Linked DNA regions of Homo sapiens: regions 1, 3, 4, 5 and 6 are each linked to region 2. The links are chromatin contacts, found by Hi-C or POLR2A ChIA-PET in ENCODE. All regions are on one chromosome and are shown on one strand. Each heading gives the region's core, a stretch centred on a gene start or an enhancer-like site at or near the end of the contact. The rest is flanking DNA. Distances are from core to core; before and after follow the strand shown. Region 1 holds the start of NAGPA-AS1 (NAGPA antisense RNA 1). Region 2 holds the start of TFAP4 (transcription factor AP-4). Region 3 holds the start of NLRC3 (NLR family CARD domain containing 3). Region 4 holds the start of ZNF174 (zinc finger protein 174). Region 5 holds the start of CLUAP1 (clusterin associated protein 1). Region 6 holds the start of ZNF263 (zinc finger protein 263).

Region 1 (2,700 bases), core at 81-2,580, 760 kb after region 2:
TTGCCAGGGCGTGGTGGCTCACACCTGTCATCCCAGCACTTTGGGAGGCTGAGGTGGGTGGATCACTTGAGGTCAGGAGTTCGAGACCGGCCAGGCCAATATGGTGAACCCACTCCCCCGTTCCCCACCCCATCCCGTCTCTACTAAAAATACAAAAATCAGCCGGGCGTGGTGGCACACGTCCGTAGTCCCAGCTACTCCAGAGGCTGAGGCAGGAGAATCGCTTGAACCCGGGAGGCAGAGGTTGCAGTGAGCCGGTATCATGCCACTGCCCTCCATCCTGGGCAACAGAGCAAGACTCTGTCTCAAAAAAAAAAAAATCATCAGTCTTGATGAGTTGATGTTTCTGACACCCCACTCCTTTTTCAGTCCCTCATACACACAAGCCCCCCTGAGCCTCTGAGCCTTTGTGCGTGGGGTTCCTTTGGACTGAAACGCTCTTCCTCCAGTTCTGACCTTGGCTCACTTAGTGATTCATCTTCAAGTTCCCACTCAAAGGTCACCTCGGAGAGGCGTGTTCCAGATCACCCTCCCTAAAATCAACACTATTTACAACGGGTTCACCCCGTTGGTTGCTTTGCTGCACACACAGCAATCAGAATGTATGTTAGCTATTTACCCGGCTTTTGTTGATTTTTCTAGTAATGGGGGAGGGCTGTTAAGGCAAAGACTGTGTTGTTCACGGCTATCTCACCGGGGCGCGGCACATTGCCTGATACAAGCAAGTGCTCAATGATACTGGATGATGAATAAACTCTGCAAGGAAGCGATTCCTATCCCCATTCTGCAGAGGAGGAAACAGGGGCTCAGCTTGGTTAAGTGACTTGAACACGGAGGCACGGCTACAACCCAAATCTCAGGCCCTCTGCCCTCGACAGCACGGGGCTCCCTGCCTCCTCACCCGGTGACCAGGGTCCCGTCGCGGCGGATCCCGAACTGCGCGTTCTGCAGCCCCCCGGAGCTGCTCACCCGCCGCTCGTCGCTCACCACGTTCCCCAGGCACTCGCCCGAGTTCATGCGGAAGAAGCCGCCGTTCTGGGCGACACGGCAGTCGGCCGCCCGCGCCGTCTCCTCCACGGTGGCGCGTCGTCTCGCCGCGCAGCCGCCGGGTCCACCGGGCTCCAGCACCGAGAAGGTGCGCAGGGGCTCAACGGCCCGCGTCAGGTGGCCGGCCACCGCGCGGTCCCTGAAGTGCGACACGAAGGTGCGCACGGCCAGACCGCCGGCGCCGGGAGTCGCGGGAGGCGGAGGCCAACTCTCGTGCTCGCGGTTGCCGGCGCGCACCCGTGTGCAGTCCCGGGGGAGGCGCGCGCGCGCGCGTGGATAGGGCAGTAGCAAGTCGTCGTCGCGGGAGGCCCTGCGGGGACGGGCGGCCGTGAGCTCAGGGGGCTGTCCTCGTGAGCTCGGAGGACAGGGGGGACCCCCCGAACCAGGCTGGCCCAGGGAGCTGCACTCACCCCGAGTCGAGGCCGCCGGACGCTTCCCAGAGGAAGCCGAATAGTGCAAGCCGGAGGAGAAGCCAGCGACCCGTGGAGGTCGCCATATTGGACCGGGGCCTCGGGTCATGTGGGCTCGCCTCACGTGACTCAAGTCCCAGGGTGGCCGCTTTCAGCTCGGACTGAATTACCTGCGCTCTTTTCGGCTGGCGGGCTGGCGGGCGGTGCTGGTGATGTTAACTTTTTATCTCCAGGTAATCTCAAACCTACAGGAAGTTGCAAGGAGAGCATAAAGAACTCTCGTAGAACTGTTATTCATGTTTAGCAGTGGTTTAGGCTTGCCTGATTTACTCAATCATTTGTACTTTGTTTTTTTTTTTTCCTGAACCAATGGCAACCAAATTGCAGATGTCATGATCCTTTACCCCATACCTCGCCATGAATCTCCTAAGAACAAGGGCATTTTCTTAACCACAGGGCAAATATCATTAGGACAACTCCCATTGACATTTCTGTGATGTCATCCACAGCTAACCTTCAATTGTCCCTCTAATGTCTTTTTTTTTCTTTTCCTTTTTGTCCGCCCCTGACCCTGTAACCCAGGAGTTGCTTTTAGTTGTCATGTCTCTTTGATCTCTTCATCTGGAAGGCTCCTCAGCCTTTTGTCTTTTACTACCTTGACATTTTTGAAGACAGCCCAGCTACATGATTTGTGTGACTCAATGCAAAATGAAAACGTGGGGACACTTACTAAAAAACCCAGAAAACTATTAAGAATTTCAAGATGGTCAGAGCAAATGGTTGCAGCAAGCCAGGGACCTTCTGAGTGAGCCCATGAAGCTGGCCCTGAGTATAGAAGCCAGTTTATTTTGTAGCATGTACTTCAAGCTTCCTTTGAGAGGATTCTTCTCTTCAGGCCTCCTGTCCCAGTGCAGTGTCCAGGGTTGGGTGGTGTCTTGGTGCCAGTGCAGTGCGTGGGCCATTCCAGGAGCCACGGCAAGTCTAATTGGCTTGATACTGTTGCGGTCTTGCCAGTGCACCTTAATATAGCAGTTTCTCCTTGTCTGAACTAGTCCCGGGGTTCTTTGTCCTACCTCCAAGAAAACTAAGGAGCGTGGACACAAGGGTGGGGTTGGAGCGAACGTTTAATAAGGGAAAGAAGAAAGCTCTCCAAAGTGGAGACGGGAGTCCGAGTGGATTGTCGGGTTACAGCTGAATGCAAAAAGCTTTTTTTTTTTTTTTTTTTAAGACAGAGTTTTGCTCT
Region 2 (2,700 bases), core at 19-2,518:
CTGCGAGGCTAGGGGCGGCCTCAGGTGTCCCTTCCCCAAATGGCCTGCCCACCTGGCCTGCCTTGCCCATCGTGCCCGCGGGGGCCGAGCTTTGTGCAGGGAAAGCGTGGCCCAGGAGCGCCTACAAATCCCACAATGCTGCACCAGCAGGACACGGAGAACTACAGCTCCCGCGAGGCCGCGCGCAGAGGTCCGCCTACTCCAAGAGGGCTGCAGAGTCACGTCCAGGCCTCGCTAGTAAACAGCGCCCGGGCGCGGGCGGGCGAGCGAGCGGCAGCCAACGTGCCCCGGGCCGCGGCGCCCCTACCGGCCGCGCGGGCCCCTCGGGGTCCGCCCACCCCCAACACCCACACGCGAGCACGCCCCCGACCCCGCTGCAGCCCCGCTCTGCAAACACGCACAGTGCCCGGCTCCCCGCCCCCACCCCGCGCCGGGAGCCGCGGCATGGCTGCATTGTAGCCGCCCTAGCTACACCCCCACGCGCGCCCCGGGCCCCCAGACCCCCTTGGATGGGGACGACCTCAGATCCCGAGGAAGGAAGGAGAGGAAGGAAGCCGCCGCAGGAGGGGGAAAGAGGAAGCGCGGGGGGGAAGGCCACCAGCACCAAGCATGGCCGGGACTGCTGCAGAACCACGTGGGTCTGTTTGCAATTTACAAACGTCGCGACTCGCCCGCCTGCAGCGGACAAAAGTGGCCGGGGCCGCTTGGGGCCCCCATGCTCCAAGGAAGGAGGGTCCCGGGGCGGCGCGGACCCGGCGTGTGGGGCTGCAGCCGTCCCGGCAGCTAAGAAAGGCTAGCGGGGTCGGCGGCGCGGGCCATGCGTGCGCACACGCGCGCCCGCCCGGGCGGGCTGGCCGGGGGCTGCAGTGGTAGGAAGGGGGTGGGGGGAGGAGGAGTACACACCTACAGAGCCCTCCTATCACTTCTTTCTCTGTTTTCCTGAAATGTTGCAAAGAGGGCACCTTCTGAGTGGGCACCATGAAATACTCCATAGCGATCGGCCCCCCTCCTCTGCACGAGCCAGGTCCCGCGATCAGCCGGAGAATGCAAGATGGAAATCCGAATCAAAGGGCAGCGCCGGACGGAGGTGCAGAATCGGCCGGTCCCAGATGCTGGCGGCGGCGGCGGCGGCGAGGGGAGGGAGGCGGGCGGGAGGGGCGGGAGGGAGGTCTCTCCGGCCTGCCTCCCCGGGCGTGTGTATGTGTGTGTGTGTGTGTGTGTGTGTGTGTGTGTGTGTGTGTGTGTGTGTTTGCAGCTGATCAGATGTCTGTTTCAAGGCGGGAAACAGCTGGTGAAAACTCAGCACTCCCCCGGCCTCCTTCCGCGGAGTAAGGAATTGCATGTAAACAAAGGACTATTTGCAGCGCCCCCCGGGCGGCGCGAGGCCGGGGCGAGAGGGGCGCGGGCCCCCGGGGACCGGCTGCAACCGGGGTCTGCAGGCCTCTCGCGGGGCGCAGGGGGCCGGGGGCCGCGGGCGGGCTTGCGGGGCGCGGCGTGAATGGAGCGAGCTGCGGCCGAGCTACATGCGCCACTATGGGTGATGAGGTCCATCAGCTGACAGGTTGGCAAGCGTTGCAAAAAAAAAAAAAAAAAGGCCAGCCACCGCGCAGGGAGCCCAGCCCGTGCAGCCCGGAGTCCAGCAGCGACTGGCCCAGAGCAGGGTCCGCGCGCTCGGCCGGCCCGCAGGGAGGAGGGGGCGCGGCTGGGTCGGGCGTGCAGCGGCAGCAAGGAAGGCGGCCTGGGGTTCGCGCTTGGGGCTTCTGCTTTTTCACCATTGCAGCTGCACGGAGCGGAGCCTCTCCGGTGTGCTCCCTTCGAGCCGAGCCCAGGGCCCCCTGGAAACTTGCGTCACAGCCACCGCTTCCCACATGTAACTCGGGGCTGACTTCGGAGGCCGGCCAGCTTCCTCCCTCCCGCCTTGCTTAGCTGGCCGCACGGCCGGGACTCCGGATCCTGGGAATCTTGGACCCGGCGACGGGACGGCAAAGGGCGCCTCGGATGCTGGGGCCGCCCTAGGAAGCCGGGGGCCCCGGCAGGGAGGGGAGGGTGGAGGCGGGCCTGAACGGCAGCGGCCCCCGGGCGCAGGCTGCCAGCGCTGCGGGGAGGTCTGCTGGTTGCTGCCGGGTCCCCTGCTATTCCCCCAGACCCGCACTGTTCCCTCCGCGGGCTGAAGGCTGCAGCTTCCCATTCATAACAAAGCCCGTGTGGGACTTGCCCCTCCGCCAGGATGCGCTCCCCAAGAGGGGGTGACGACTTGGGGCAGGGACGGGGACCCTGGCGGCGAGCTTCCGTCCTCCGCTCGCACGCCGCACCTTCCGGCCCCAGGCCCTCCCCTGGCTCCTGGAGGGTTGGCTCCTGGCTCAGGAAGCCCACGCCTGCCTTGGAATGTCCTGGATCCTGCCCACCGCCTTCCAGGTTCCGCCTAAATCGCGCCTCCTAATTTGACTTATTCCTACTAGTAACAATAGTTACTGTTATTATTGGGAAATATTGTTATTAGATGTTGCCAGCACCCGGTGGATGCCGAGCAGTTTTGCTTACACGCTCTCCAATCCTTGAAGCAACCTGTTAGGCAGTTTCTCTAAGGAGAGATCCCAGACCACTTGACCAAAAAAAAGTCTCTGGAAGGCTTACTATGTTTCTACTTAAAAAAAAAAAAAAAAAAAAAAAACTTTCGGCTGGGCGCGTTGGCTCACGCCT
Region 3 (2,700 bases), core at 170-2,669, 700 kb before region 2:
CCGAAGGAAGAAGGAAGTGGCACCTGCACCTCAGGGCCCTACCCTGCTCACTGCATGGACCCCTGGAGTCCAAGGGGTGGAGAGGCCCAGCCCTGGGGAGCCCAGCACCCTGGGACAGAAGAAGAGGGGTGCAGCCTGCAGCCTGTGATGGCCAACAGTGAGCCCCAGGCTCAGGGTCACCTCCAGGGAGGGGTCCAGAAAAACACCAGGGCCTCTGGAGCCTGGCCATAGGGGAAGACCCTGCAGCCAACACCCAGGCTGGCCCAGGGCAGTGGCACTTCTTCCGAGAAGGCCTCTGCGGTTGCCGTCTCTCTCGACCCTTGTCTCACCCAAGGCTGTGGGCAGGAGAGGCCCTGGGGCTGCCCACTCGCCTGGGGGCGGCGCCTGCACCCTCCCTGCCCCTCATGACCTCGCCCCTCCTGTGCTGTCACCTCCATCTACAGGTGGGGTGCTGAGGCCCAGAGAAGTAGCCTCCCATGGGGGGTCCCAGTGCCAGGAAGGGTGCCCAGGTCTGCCGATTCCCCAGGCCGTGGCTCAGCATCACCACTGCCTGCCCGCAGCACCTTCAAGATGCTTCCTGCTTCTCCTGGGCCATCACTGGTACCTGGGGGAGCTGGGTTTTGTCCCTGGGACCTGTCCTGGGCCATTCTTAGTTACCTGTTTTTTCTTTTCTTTTTTGTTTTGTTTTGTTTTGTTTTGGAGACAGTCTCGCTTTGTCACCCAGGATTGAGTGCAGTGGCTCGATCTCGGCTCACTGCAACCTACGCCTCCCGGGTTCAAGCGGTTCTCCTGCCTCAGCCTCCCGACTAGCTGGGTGGGATTACAGGCGTCTGCCAACATGCCTGGCTAATTTATTTTTTATTTTTAGTAGAGATGGGGTTTCACCATGTTGGCCAGGCTAGTCTCAAAGTCCTGACCTCAAGTGATCCGCCCACCTTGGCCTCCCAAAGTGTTGGGATTACAGGCGTGAGCCACCGTGCCTGGCCACATCTCTTTTTTCTACAGCATGAGCCAGTCCTGCCCCAGGAGACAGCTTCTTGGAGTCTCGTGGAGTCTCCCCAGTCCCCCTCCCCAGAGTAGCTCAGGCCTTAAGGCCACTGTCCTTCCTGCCAGCATCCCTTCTCCCTCCCCTGCCCTGCACTGAGGTCACCTGGACCCAACTTACCTCCCGGGCCTCGATGCTGCTCCAGGGACAGCAAGACTGGGGGGCCTGGGGGCGTCCATCTCCATGCTCCTGGGCTCAGCCCTGCTCCAGCTGCGTGGTGGTAGATGCCCTGGGAATCCCTGTGCCAGCCTGAGTTCTCAGGACCAGGGATCAGGGCACTTACCACGCCAACCAACCAACCGTGTGGGGGCCGAGAGCAGTGCAGCCCCGACCTTCTGCAGCCCCACCGAGCCCACCGGCTGTCCCTGTGGCTCCGGGTCCTCACCTCTTCCTGTGCTGGGCTCCACCTCATTCTTCCTTCCTGTCTGATTTCAACAGCCAACAGCCTCGCAGACACATCGAGGAGCCGGGGCACCCTGGCTTGGTCACCGCCCCCGTGCAAGTTAAGTGCGGGGGCGATGCTGGGGGTCTTGACTCTGGGATTAAGTGTCCCTGCAGGTGGCATGCTCAGGATAAAGTGGCTGGTGCCAAGGCTGTTGACACATCACCTCCATCCCGCCACAAAGGAAGCTGCCCCGCCATCAACAAATGCTTGTTTTCAGGCGGGTGGTCAGGAAATCAAGTGAGCAGCCTGAGGTCACGCAACTAGAGGGTGACCCCAGCAGGACTGGACTGTGCCCTGCCACCTCCAGGCCACCCCTGTGGCTCTCCTTATTTATTTATTTAATTTATTTATTTGAGACAGAGTCTCGCTCTGTTGCCCAGGCTGGAGTGCAATGGCACGATCTCGGCTCACTGCAACCTCCCCCTCCCAGGTTCAAGAGATTCTCCTGCCTCAGCCTCCTGAGTAGCTGGGATTACGGGCATGCGCCACCATGCCCCGCTAATTTTTGTATTTTTAGCAGAGGAGGGGCTTTGCCATGTTGGCCAGGCTGGTCTTGAACGCCTGACCTCAGGTGATCCACCCACCTTGGCTTCCCAAAGGGGTGGGATTACAGGCGTGAGCCACTGCGCCCAGCCTATTTATTTTTTGAGACAGGATCTTGCTCTGTCACCCAGACTGGAGTGCAGTGGTGTGATCTCGGCTCACTGTAGCCTCTACCTCCTGGGGCTCAAGTGATCCTCCTGCCTTGGCCTCCCAAAACACGGAGATAACAGGTGTGAGCCACTGTGCTCCCTCTTTTAACACCTCTTGCTTTCTTTTCTCTCTGTCACCCAGTAGGCACCTCTGACTCAGCTGTGCCCCATAACATCTTCCTGTGAGCAAAGGGCTCCCCAGAGGCAGGTCACCTGTACCCTAAGAGGAAACAGCAGAATGTTGCCGTCCGCGGCAGGAGATCGCACTCGGCCCCTGGAAGTGGACCTCAGTGGGTGGCCTGCCCTGACAGGGAAGGGCGTGAGGGGGAAGGACATGGCCCAGAGCAAGCCACATGAGAAAAATTACAATAAAGTATGGGACATCCGCTGGGGACAGGGAGCAAGCAACATGGGGCCACTGAGGGAAGGAGGTGACAAGGTGGGAGCCAAGGGACAGGGGTCCTGGGGTCTGAATTTTCCTCAGCAAGCAAGTGGGAGCCAGCAATGGTTGTAGAGCA
Region 4 (2,700 bases), core at 91-2,590, 870 kb before region 2:
GGATTACAGGTGTGAGCCACTGCACCCGCGAAGGCAGTCTTTTTTAATGAGTTTGTGTTGGTTTTTATCTACTTAAAACACAGATTAAAGCAGATCGTAATTTACATTTTCTCCAGGGGCTGATACACCCTCACCATGTGGTATTAAAATGGATCCAGCATGCACAACAAGATGAATATACTCAGGACTACTGAGCTGTACACTTAAAAATGGTTATGATGGTAAATGTTTTTTAAAAATTAAAGAAATTTTTTTATATTTTAAAAATGGATTTGGGTTCCCTTTTCTCAAGGAACTTGAACTGCCTTCACTTAAATTCTCTTTACATTTCAGTGCTTCTAGAGATAGAGAAATCAAGGGCATTATTATTGTTAGCACTGCTTTCTAGCCAAAAAGAAACTGAGAGCGATGAAGTATCTTGCCTAAAGCATCACACAGCACAGCTCCTAGGCAGCAAGGCCAGGACTAGAACCAGCACCCCTTGCCTTCATTATGTTCATCCTGTGCCTTACCTGGCTGAAGAAGAATTTAATAAAAGCTCTTCTAACTTCATGCAGAAGGCGGAACCTGCACCCTTCTTGACCCCTTTTGACCCCTTACCTCCCACTCATCGTTAAATTTTAAAATGCTGTTCTCTGAAAATTTTACTTCACTCTAGCGATGGCCCAAACACTCGGAAAAAAATGTAGCATGAGGATGGGGAGCCAGGTTGATAGGTTTTTCACTTAGTTAACTATTTATTGAGTACTCAGAACGCACTCGGTGCCAGGGCTAGGCACTGTGGATGAGTAGGGAGTGGGCGAGACAGGGACGAGATGAGCAGGGTCAAGGCCAGGGGGTCCCGGGGCGCCGGCGCTCAGGCTCGGGGTGATCCGCACGGTGGGAGCGGGGCACGGTGATCGCGGCGCGTCTGGGGACGCCCGGCCTGAGGGAGGCTGCCTGTCCCAAGGAGACGCCCATCGGGGCCGGACCCGAACGCCTCGGAGAAGACTCCCAGCGGGGAGGGGCTCCTCGGCCGTCGCAGGGCCCAGCGGCTAATCCCGCCGGCCGCAAGGAAGCGGAGAACTCACCGGACACCAGCACTCGCGACTCCACAAACTCCCTCAGCCTCCGGGCCGGAAGTCAGCGGCGCGATTCGCTCCGCCCATTACGCACGCCCCTGCGCAGGCCCGCAAGCCGAATTGCCGGACTGCAGCTCCCGGGATGCACTGCGACGGTATTGACAGGCGCAGCAACCAATAGACGGTAGAGAATGCCCTTGGCAGGAGGCGGGCCCTGTCAGTAGTTGTCCTCAGCAGCTAGTGGGCGTCTCCGCAGCGAGTGGCATCGGCCCCGCCCCCAGCCCGTGCTCGCCGGTGTCGGGTCCTAAGTCCCTCGGTCTTGGGTTCCCGGAGAGGTGAGTCGGCTGCAGGTGGGTGCGGGGCGCCGGGCTGTTCGGGGTACCGGTGTCGCAGTCGCCAGTCCGAGCTCACACCGGGCGTGGAGTTCAGCTGCGCATCGGGTTGCGGCAGCTTCGCCAGGCCTGGGGCTGGCTGGGCCGCGGGGCCGCCCTGGAGGCCGGAGCCACTGGGCCTGCGGCGCCTCGGCAGCGAGCAGCCGCTTTGCTCGCGTGCAGGAGGCTGTTCGCTACCTCACACCCCCGGCTGGCGCTGTGGCCTCGCTTAGCTCTACCGTTTAGCACCCGGCGACATGCACCCGGTCGGTTTCCGCCAGGATGCGGGAGAGTTGGGGCAAGCTACCTGCGACAGCTTGAACTTTTCCTAGGGATTCCGCTCCACCCGCCGGTTAGAGCGTATTGCTCATTAAATCCGAGACCTGTGTGCTTGCTACTGAAATAAAAGAAGTATTTTTTCCCCAGAGTCCTTTTAGGACGTTATGACTTTTCTCCTTTGCAAGACTGCAAAAAACTGACAAGAAGACAAAACTCTTCCCACTCCCAGGGACCGCGTTGTCTTGAGTTTGGCTAGTAAAGGCTAGCAAGTGAGGCTTTGTCTCTGCATCCCGTTCCCCCTAACATCCTCAGAGAACCTTCGTTTCTAGAATCTTTCTAGTATTCAGAGACTTCTCCAGGGTCATGATCCCAAAGGCTTAACCCGTTTACAAGGAGAGAGTTGTCTCCTGACGCCCAAAATGGCAGCTAAAATGGAGATAACTTTAAGCTCCAACACTGAAGCTTCCTCCAAGCAAGAGAGACACATAATAGCCAAACTAGAAGAGAAACGGGGCCCTCCTCTGCAAAAAAACTGCCCAGATCCTGAGCTCTGCCGCCAGAGCTTCAGACGCTTTTGTTATCAAGAGGTGTCTGGACCCCAAGAGGCTCTCTCCCAGCTCCGACAGCTCTGCCGTCAGTGGTTGCAACCCGAGCTGCACACCAAGGAGCAGATTTTGGAGCTTCTGGTGATGGAGCAGTTCCTGACCATCCTGCCCCCGGAGATCCAGGCTCGGGTCAGGCATCGATGTCCAATGAGCAGCAAGGAGATTGTGACCCTCGTGGAAGATTTTCACAGAGCATCCAAGAAACCAAAGCAGTGGGTAAGGAGGGTCCTCTCCCATCATCCTGGGGATTTCTTTTTCTTTTCTTTTTTTTTTTTTTTCTTTTTTTGAGACGGAATCTTGCTCTTTCGCCCAGGCCCGAGTGCAGTGGCGCTATCTCGGCTCACTGCAAGCTCCGCCTCCCGGGTTCACGCCATTCTCCTGCCT
Region 5 (2,700 bases), core at 14-2,513, 770 kb before region 2:
CTTAATAACACGTGAAGCAACATTTATGGGAGGCCATTGTTTTGGAGCGAGCTCCTGCACAAGGTACCAACGGACCAGACCAAACCAGAATGGAATCGCTAGTGCAAGGTGCCACGTAATCAATGCGAACTTAGAGACAGGCCAGTCTGCCAAAACACAGAAGATTCACTGCAACCAACAAAAGGGGCCCTGTCCACCTAGGCTGGCATAAGGAAGCCCCCTCTGCTTTAACCCAAAGAAATGCATCTGAAATAACCTGATGCCAACCAATCGCTTTGTGCACTACGCTGTTTCCTTGTTCCTGCTCAAGCTACCTTACAAAACCCGGCTGCTGTGCCACGCCTGGCGGGGCATCTCCCCATTTCACACGTGGAGGCCGCCCCTTCCTGCCGTCTCCTCGCGCCCCCATGCAGAGGCTAGGGCTGCCGGGACCCGCGCGGCGCGAGCGGCTCAGGGCCCCTTTCCGGCCTGTTGTGCAGCCCGAGCCGTCTGCGCGTGCGCGAGACCGAGGCCTGGCCTGCCTCTGGGCGCCCACAGTGATCCCGTCCTCCGCTCGGCAACCAGATTCCGACGAGGAGCGCGCTGTGCCTCGGACGGGGGAAGGCGGGCTTCCTGAGTATAGTGCATTTTTTTTTTTTTTTTTTTTTTGAGACAGAGTCTCGCTCTGTCGCCAGGCCGAAGGGCAGTGGCGCGATCTCGGCTCACTGCAACCTCTGCCTGCCGGGTTCAAGTAATTCTTCTGCCTCAGCCTCCCGAGTAGCTGGGATTACAGGTGTGCGCCACCACGCTTGGCAAATTTTTGTATTTTTTGGTAGAGACGGGGTTTCGCCATGTTGGCCAGGCTGGTCTCGAACTCCTGACCTCAAGTGATCCGCCCGCCTCGGCATCCCAAAGTGCTGGGATTGTAGGCGTGAGCCCCCGCGCCCAGCCAAGCATCGTGCATTCTTTATAGAAATGAGGGGGAAATAAGCAATATGGAAAGCGCCTAGCGCAATATCAAGCACGTAGTAGGTACTCAGAACCTGTCACCCAGCGCGAAACGTCCGCAAAGCGTGTAAACAGACGCCCAGAAGCTGGGAAGCTTGCAGCCCTCATAGACGCCGGTATCGCCACGCCCTCTGCCCTCGGCGTCTCAGGAGCGCTCTCTGCCGGCCCGCTCTCCCCGTGCGTATGCACGTGCCGCCGCGTCTTCGCTTCGCTTTTTGTTTGTCCCTGACCGTGCGCCGTCCAAGGGTCCATTGGTTGCCATAGAGATCGTCGAGCGCTGGGCCTGTGATCGCTGAGGGGCGAGCAGTTGCGACCCTGGGCTCCTGGGGACCTGAGCGTTATGTCTTTCCGCGACCTCCGCAGTAAGGCAGCCCCGCGCCCCTGTGACCTGCGGGTCTTCCAGAGATTCAGGGCTCCCGCCCGCCGGGTCCCCTGTGTAGGCGATCCCTGAGGCTTGCGCTGCCGGAGGCTCCTTTCGGGCCTCTGCGCCTCAGGGACCGCCTGACCCGCGGCTGCAACCCGGCCGAGCGTCCCAGGCCCTTCTTCGGCCATTTCTAGCGAGGATGGAAAGTTCTCTATCTGCCACTGGCCGCGTGTGGCTCAGAACGCTTGAAATGTGGCTAGTGCAGATGAATAACTGAATTTTTAAGTGTAATTTATTTCTGTTTGTGTAGCTGCATGCCGCTCTTCGCTACCGTATTGGAAAATGCATGGAGAGTTTAGAGACTATTTTTTGAGTTGGGTTAGCTTAGCGCTTAGAAAACCGAACAGCAGGCCGGGCGCGGTGGCTCACGCCCGTAAGCCCAACACTTTGGGAGGCCGAGGCGGGCGAATCACCTGAGGTCGGGAGTTCGAGACCAGCCTGACCAACATGGAGAAACCCCGTCTCTACTAAAATTACAAAATTAGCCGGGGGTGGTGGCGGGCGCCTGTAATCCCAGCTACTCGGGAGTCTGAAGCAGGAGAATCGCTTTGGAGGTTGCGGTGAGCCGAGATCGGGCCATTGCACTCCAGCCTAGGCAACAAGAGCGAAACAACATCTCAAAAAACAAAAAACAAACCAAAAAAAAAACAACCAGCAACGAAACCGAGGAGAGGAGGCTGGGTGATAATCATTGCGGCTAACATTTTTTGAGTTTTAACGATCTGCCAGGGCCCGCTCTGTGTTATGCGCATTTCATTTTAATCATCTGAACAACTCTGTGCCCCCTGTATTTGGTAGTGAGGAAACGGGCACAGAGAGGTCAGGTAACTTGGGCAGGTGATACAGGCGGTAGGAGGTGGCACTGGGGCTTGAATTCAGGTTGCCTGAACTCCAGACATCCTGAACTCCATCTGCATCCTTTCTGCAGGGCTGGTAAGGAGAAGGGAGCTCGAATTCCTTTGCTAAGAGGGTGGGGAAGTGGAAGAACGAGGCTAAGAGTGTTGGTTACGGCTGGGCGCAGTGGGTCACGCCTGTAATCCCAGCCCTTTGGAAGACCGAGGCAGGCGGATCACTTAATTTCAGGAGTTCTAGACTAGCCTAGCTAACATGGCGAAACCCTGCCGCTGCTAAAAATTCAAAAAATTAGCCGGGCATGGTGGCGCGCGTCTGTAGTCCCAGGTACTTGGGAAGCTGAGGCAGGAGAATTGCTTGATTCCGGGAGGCAGAGGTTGCAGTGAGCCAAGATGGCACCACTGCGCTCCACCCTGGCCGACAGAGTGAGACTGTCT
Region 6 (2,700 bases), core at 120-2,619, 990 kb before region 2:
AACCCGGGAGGGGGAGGTTTCAGTGAGCCGAGACTGCGCCATTGCACTCCAGCCTGGGCAACAAGAGCGAAACTCCGTCTCGGAAAAAAAAAAAAAAGAAAAAAACTAAAATATCAGTACTCTTTTCACTTAGTCATCACAAACCCCTTTAATCCCATATTACCCTCTACTATCATGGTAGCCTCACCTTTGACGACAGACTAGCTGTGTGACCCAAGTAAATGACTTCAGTGCCACCACCTGTAGGAAGGGGCTGCTAATAGCATCTGCTTCATACTAACGTGTTTTCAGGATCGATCTGCATATAAACGCTCAATACACGGTAACTGATTGTCACATTCTATCCCAGGACGCTTCCATTTGCGGATCTCATGGCCCGGAGGACCTGGGCCGCCTCACAACTGGGCAGCCCCGCTCACCGACACAAAGCCCACAACCGCGCCCAATAGGGAATCGGCCCTGCGGCCCTCCTGCCACTCGCCCCCAACTATCACAGTCCACGGCGGAGCTGGAGGCAGATCCCGCCCTTGCAGGGCTGGGTAAGAGACTGAAACTTGGAGAATGAACTGCAGGCGCTGCACATCTCGGGCAGATTTAAAATTCGGTCTAAAATCGGAAGCAGGTGCCGCGAACCCAGACCCGAGCGCTCCTCTGGGACGTCCAGCCGCAGAAGCGAGCCCAAAGCCCAGCAGGGTTCTCCGCGGGACTCGGGGTTTCAGAACCGCCGGGCTCTTGGGCGCTCGCCCAGGGCGCACGCGCAGTCGCGAGGCCGCGCCGCGGACTGCATCTCCCAGCAGGCCCCGCGCAGCAGGCCACGCGGCGCCACTGACTGGGCGGGCGGCTAGCTCCCTGGCCTCCCCGACATGCCGAGGAGCCCCTGGCTTCCGGAGCCGACGAGGCCGCAGGGGCCAATGGGACCATCTTCAGCCAGCCCAGAGTAGCCGAAGCGGGTGGGGCCTGGCTTGGGAAAGGATTCATCCGGGGAAGCTGATTAACAATTCAGATTTCCGGGTCTCACCCCGACACTGACGCACTGGAGAGCGCGTGGCCCTGGGATCTGCGTTTTCCCAAGCGCTCCGGAGTAATTCTAACCCAGGTTGCCCGCCAGTCACAACGACCTCAGGCTTGTTTTCTTCGCTTGGATCCAGCTGCCCTGCCCCCAGTCACTCCCAGAATTTCAGGGCGCGCCCCGTGGCCCCGCCTCTCGTCTCCAATTGGTCCCTCGCTCATCCAGTCCCCGTAGGCCAATCTTCCCTTCTCATTGGTAGGCGGTGAGTGTGTGGAGAAACCTGACCTAATGGGCGCTGGAGTTCGCAAAACGTGACCCGGAAATTGGTCACGAGCAGGCGCCGTGGGCTTGTGGACGCCTAACTTGCGCGCTGAGATTTCCGGCGTGGGAGCAGAGGTCTGAGTCTTGCGTGGGTCCTCTATATAGGGTGAGAAGCGTGGCGCTCGGTTCCTGCCTCGGGGAAGTCCTGGCGCAGATGGGCCACGGGGCCGGCGTGGCGGCGCCTGGGACCGACTGAGGCCTAGGCGCCGGAGCCGGCCGCGCCTGGGCTGGAGCGGGGCTCCTCGGCCTGGACTGGGAGCCCCCGGCCCCGGGCTCCTGCTGGCGCCGTCCAACCTTACATGGGTTCAGGGCGCCTTCGTAGGCGGGCACGGCTGGTTTCGGGCTAAGGCGCTCTGGAGACCTGACGATGGCGTCGGGCCCGGGCTCCCAGGAACGGGAAGGGCTCCTGATAGTGAAGCTGGAGGAGGACTGCGCCTGGAGCCAGGAGCTGCCCCCACCTGACCCAGGACCGAGCCCCGAGGCCTCCCACTTGCGCTTCAGACGGTTCCGCTTCCAAGAGGCAGCTGGTCCCCGGGAAGCCCTCAGCCGGCTCCAAGAGCTTTGCCATGGGTGGCTTCGGCCTGAGATGCGCACGAAGGAGCAGATCTTGGAGCTGCTGGTGTTAGAGCAGTTCCTGACCATCCTGCCCCAGGAGATCCAGAGCAGGGTGCAGGAGCTGCATCCGGAGAGCGGCGAAGAAGCGGTGACCCTTGTGGAGGATATGCAGAGAGAGCTTGGGAGACTGAGACAACAGGTGAGAGAGAGAGAGAGCTGTTTTATCTGTGGTTTGTTTAGCCCTGAGCACTGGGACATTGCGCCCCCGGTCGAATTCAAGTAAATTGCCCTGAGTAGACCTTACGTGGGGAAGAGGACTTGTGATTTAACCTGGAACACTCATCCTCCAGATTTTCCCCCAAATGAACGAAAGCAGTGAAGAGTGCCCTGTTTCCACGCGGAGGCGGTGTCCCTGCAACAGTTAGTGTTAGCCATGGAGTTAGATCGCCAGCGTTCAAATCCTCAATCTGCTAGTACTAGCTTTGTTACTTTGGCAAGTTACTTGATCTCTTTCGGCCTGTTTTCCTATTCGTAAAATGAGGATATTAACATACTTTCTAGGGCTTAGAGGGAGAGCAGCATGTAAAGTTGTGAACACTACTAGCTTATGAGTGCTTAGTACTTGTTACCTGTTGTTATGTTAGGGTCCACGGTCTGGTCTTCTCTGCAAAGCTGGGCCTCCGTTAATTGTGAACTTTGAAAGATAATTTGGCACCGAGGCCCTGAGGTCATTGGTCCCCAGGGCTACCCCAATTTAGCCTATCCTATAGTGAGGAATAGAAGCACCTAGAAAAGGTGGGGAGAGCAAAAGGGAG

Evidence for each region. Hi-C counts contacts between places; a loop is a spot of excess contacts on that map. ChIA-PET counts read pairs that join two places held with the same protein, here RNA polymerase II (POLR2A). Pooled maps may share reads with other maps.
Region 1: a loop to region 2 is called in a pooled map, with 4 times the contacts of the local background. The contact joins the promoter of NAGPA-AS1 here to the promoter of TFAP4 in region 2. A Hi-C loop is called at or near these places in 1 of 50 pooled maps. POLR2A ChIA-PET finds 5 or more read pairs at or near these places in 2 of 52 experiments (HCT116 and Panc1).
Region 3: a loop to region 2 is called in a pooled map, with 10 times the contacts of the local background. The contact joins the promoter of NLRC3 here to the promoter of TFAP4 in region 2. A Hi-C loop is called at or near these places in 4 of 37 single-sample maps with no recorded cell type and 5 of 50 pooled maps.
Region 4: a map of CD8-positive, alpha-beta T cell shows a loop between it and region 2 (13-fold over the local background). The contact joins the promoter of ZNF174 here to the promoter of TFAP4 in region 2. A Hi-C loop is called at or near these places in 1 of 168 maps with a recorded cell type or tissue (CD8-positive, alpha-beta T cell), 1 of 37 single-sample maps with no recorded cell type and 6 of 50 pooled maps. POLR2A ChIA-PET finds 5 or more read pairs at or near these places in 1 of 52 experiments (AG04449).
Region 5: a loop to region 2 is called in a pooled map, with 8 times the contacts of the local background. The contact joins the promoter of CLUAP1 here to the promoter of TFAP4 in region 2. A Hi-C loop is called at or near these places in 1 of 37 single-sample maps with no recorded cell type and 9 of 50 pooled maps. POLR2A ChIA-PET finds 5 or more read pairs at or near these places in 2 of 52 experiments (PC-9 and activated T-cell).
Region 6: a loop to region 2 is called in a pooled map, with 7 times the contacts of the local background. The contact joins the promoter of ZNF263 here to the promoter of TFAP4 in region 2. A Hi-C loop is called at or near these places in 6 of 50 pooled maps. POLR2A ChIA-PET finds 5 or more read pairs at or near these places in 2 of 52 experiments (activated B cell and naive thymus-derived CD8-positive, alpha-beta T cell).

Annotation. Positions count from the first base shown.
Region 1 is chr16:5,032,372-5,035,071 of GRCh38, forward strand. NAGPA-AS1 (NAGPA antisense RNA 1) reads left to right here and starts at 1,331. Exons shown (of 2, transcript NR_038913.1): 1 at 1,331-1,690. It overlaps NAGPA (N-acetylglucosamine-1-phosphodiester alpha-N-acetylglucosaminidase), which reads right to left and starts at 1,564. Exons shown (of 10, transcript NM_016256.4): 1 at 1,458-1,564; 2 at 902-1,357. The coding sequence starts at 1,543. RefSeq lists enhancers at 801-1,302, 1,496-1,675.
Region 2 is chr16:4,271,755-4,274,454 of GRCh38, forward strand. TFAP4 (transcription factor AP-4) reads right to left here and starts at 1,269. Exons shown (of 7, transcript NM_003223.3): 1 at 904-1,269. The coding sequence starts at 992. RefSeq lists enhancers at 1-462, 4-193, 1,094-1,143, 1,440-2,415 and silencers at 274-433, 794-843, 1,564-2,213.
Region 3 is chr16:3,575,984-3,578,683 of GRCh38, forward strand. NLRC3 (NLR family CARD domain containing 3) reads right to left here and starts at 1,420. Exons shown (of 20, transcript NM_178844.4): 1 at 1,166-1,420. It overlaps LOC105371060 (a long non-coding RNA gene), which reads left to right and starts at 1,520. Exons shown (of 2, transcript XR_001752061.3): 1 at 1,520-2,700. RefSeq lists enhancers at 2,504-2,553, 2,584-2,700.
Region 4 is chr16:3,399,875-3,402,574 of GRCh38, forward strand. It overlaps ZNF174 (zinc finger protein 174), which reads left to right and starts at 1,341. Exons shown (of 3, transcript NM_003450.3): 1 at 1,341-2,532. The coding sequence starts at 2,131. ZSCAN32 (zinc finger and SCAN domain containing 32) reads right to left here and starts at 1,130. Exons shown (of 7, transcript NM_001284527.2): 1 at 1,071-1,130. RefSeq lists silencers at 768-917, 1,468-1,687 and an enhancer at 891-1,390.
Region 5 is chr16:3,499,741-3,502,440 of GRCh38, forward strand. It overlaps CLUAP1 (clusterin associated protein 1), which reads left to right and starts at 1,264. Exons shown (of 12, transcript NM_015041.3): 1 at 1,264-1,349. The coding sequence starts at 1,328. RefSeq lists enhancers at 949-998, 1,119-1,498, 2,006-2,523, 2,524-2,700.
Region 6 is chr16:3,282,122-3,284,821 of GRCh38, forward strand. ZNF263 (zinc finger protein 263) reads left to right here and starts at 1,370. Exons shown (of 6, transcript NM_005741.5): 1 at 1,370-2,084. The coding sequence starts at 1,698. RefSeq lists enhancers at 343-848, 959-1,148, 1,859-2,362 and a silencer at 1,519-1,678.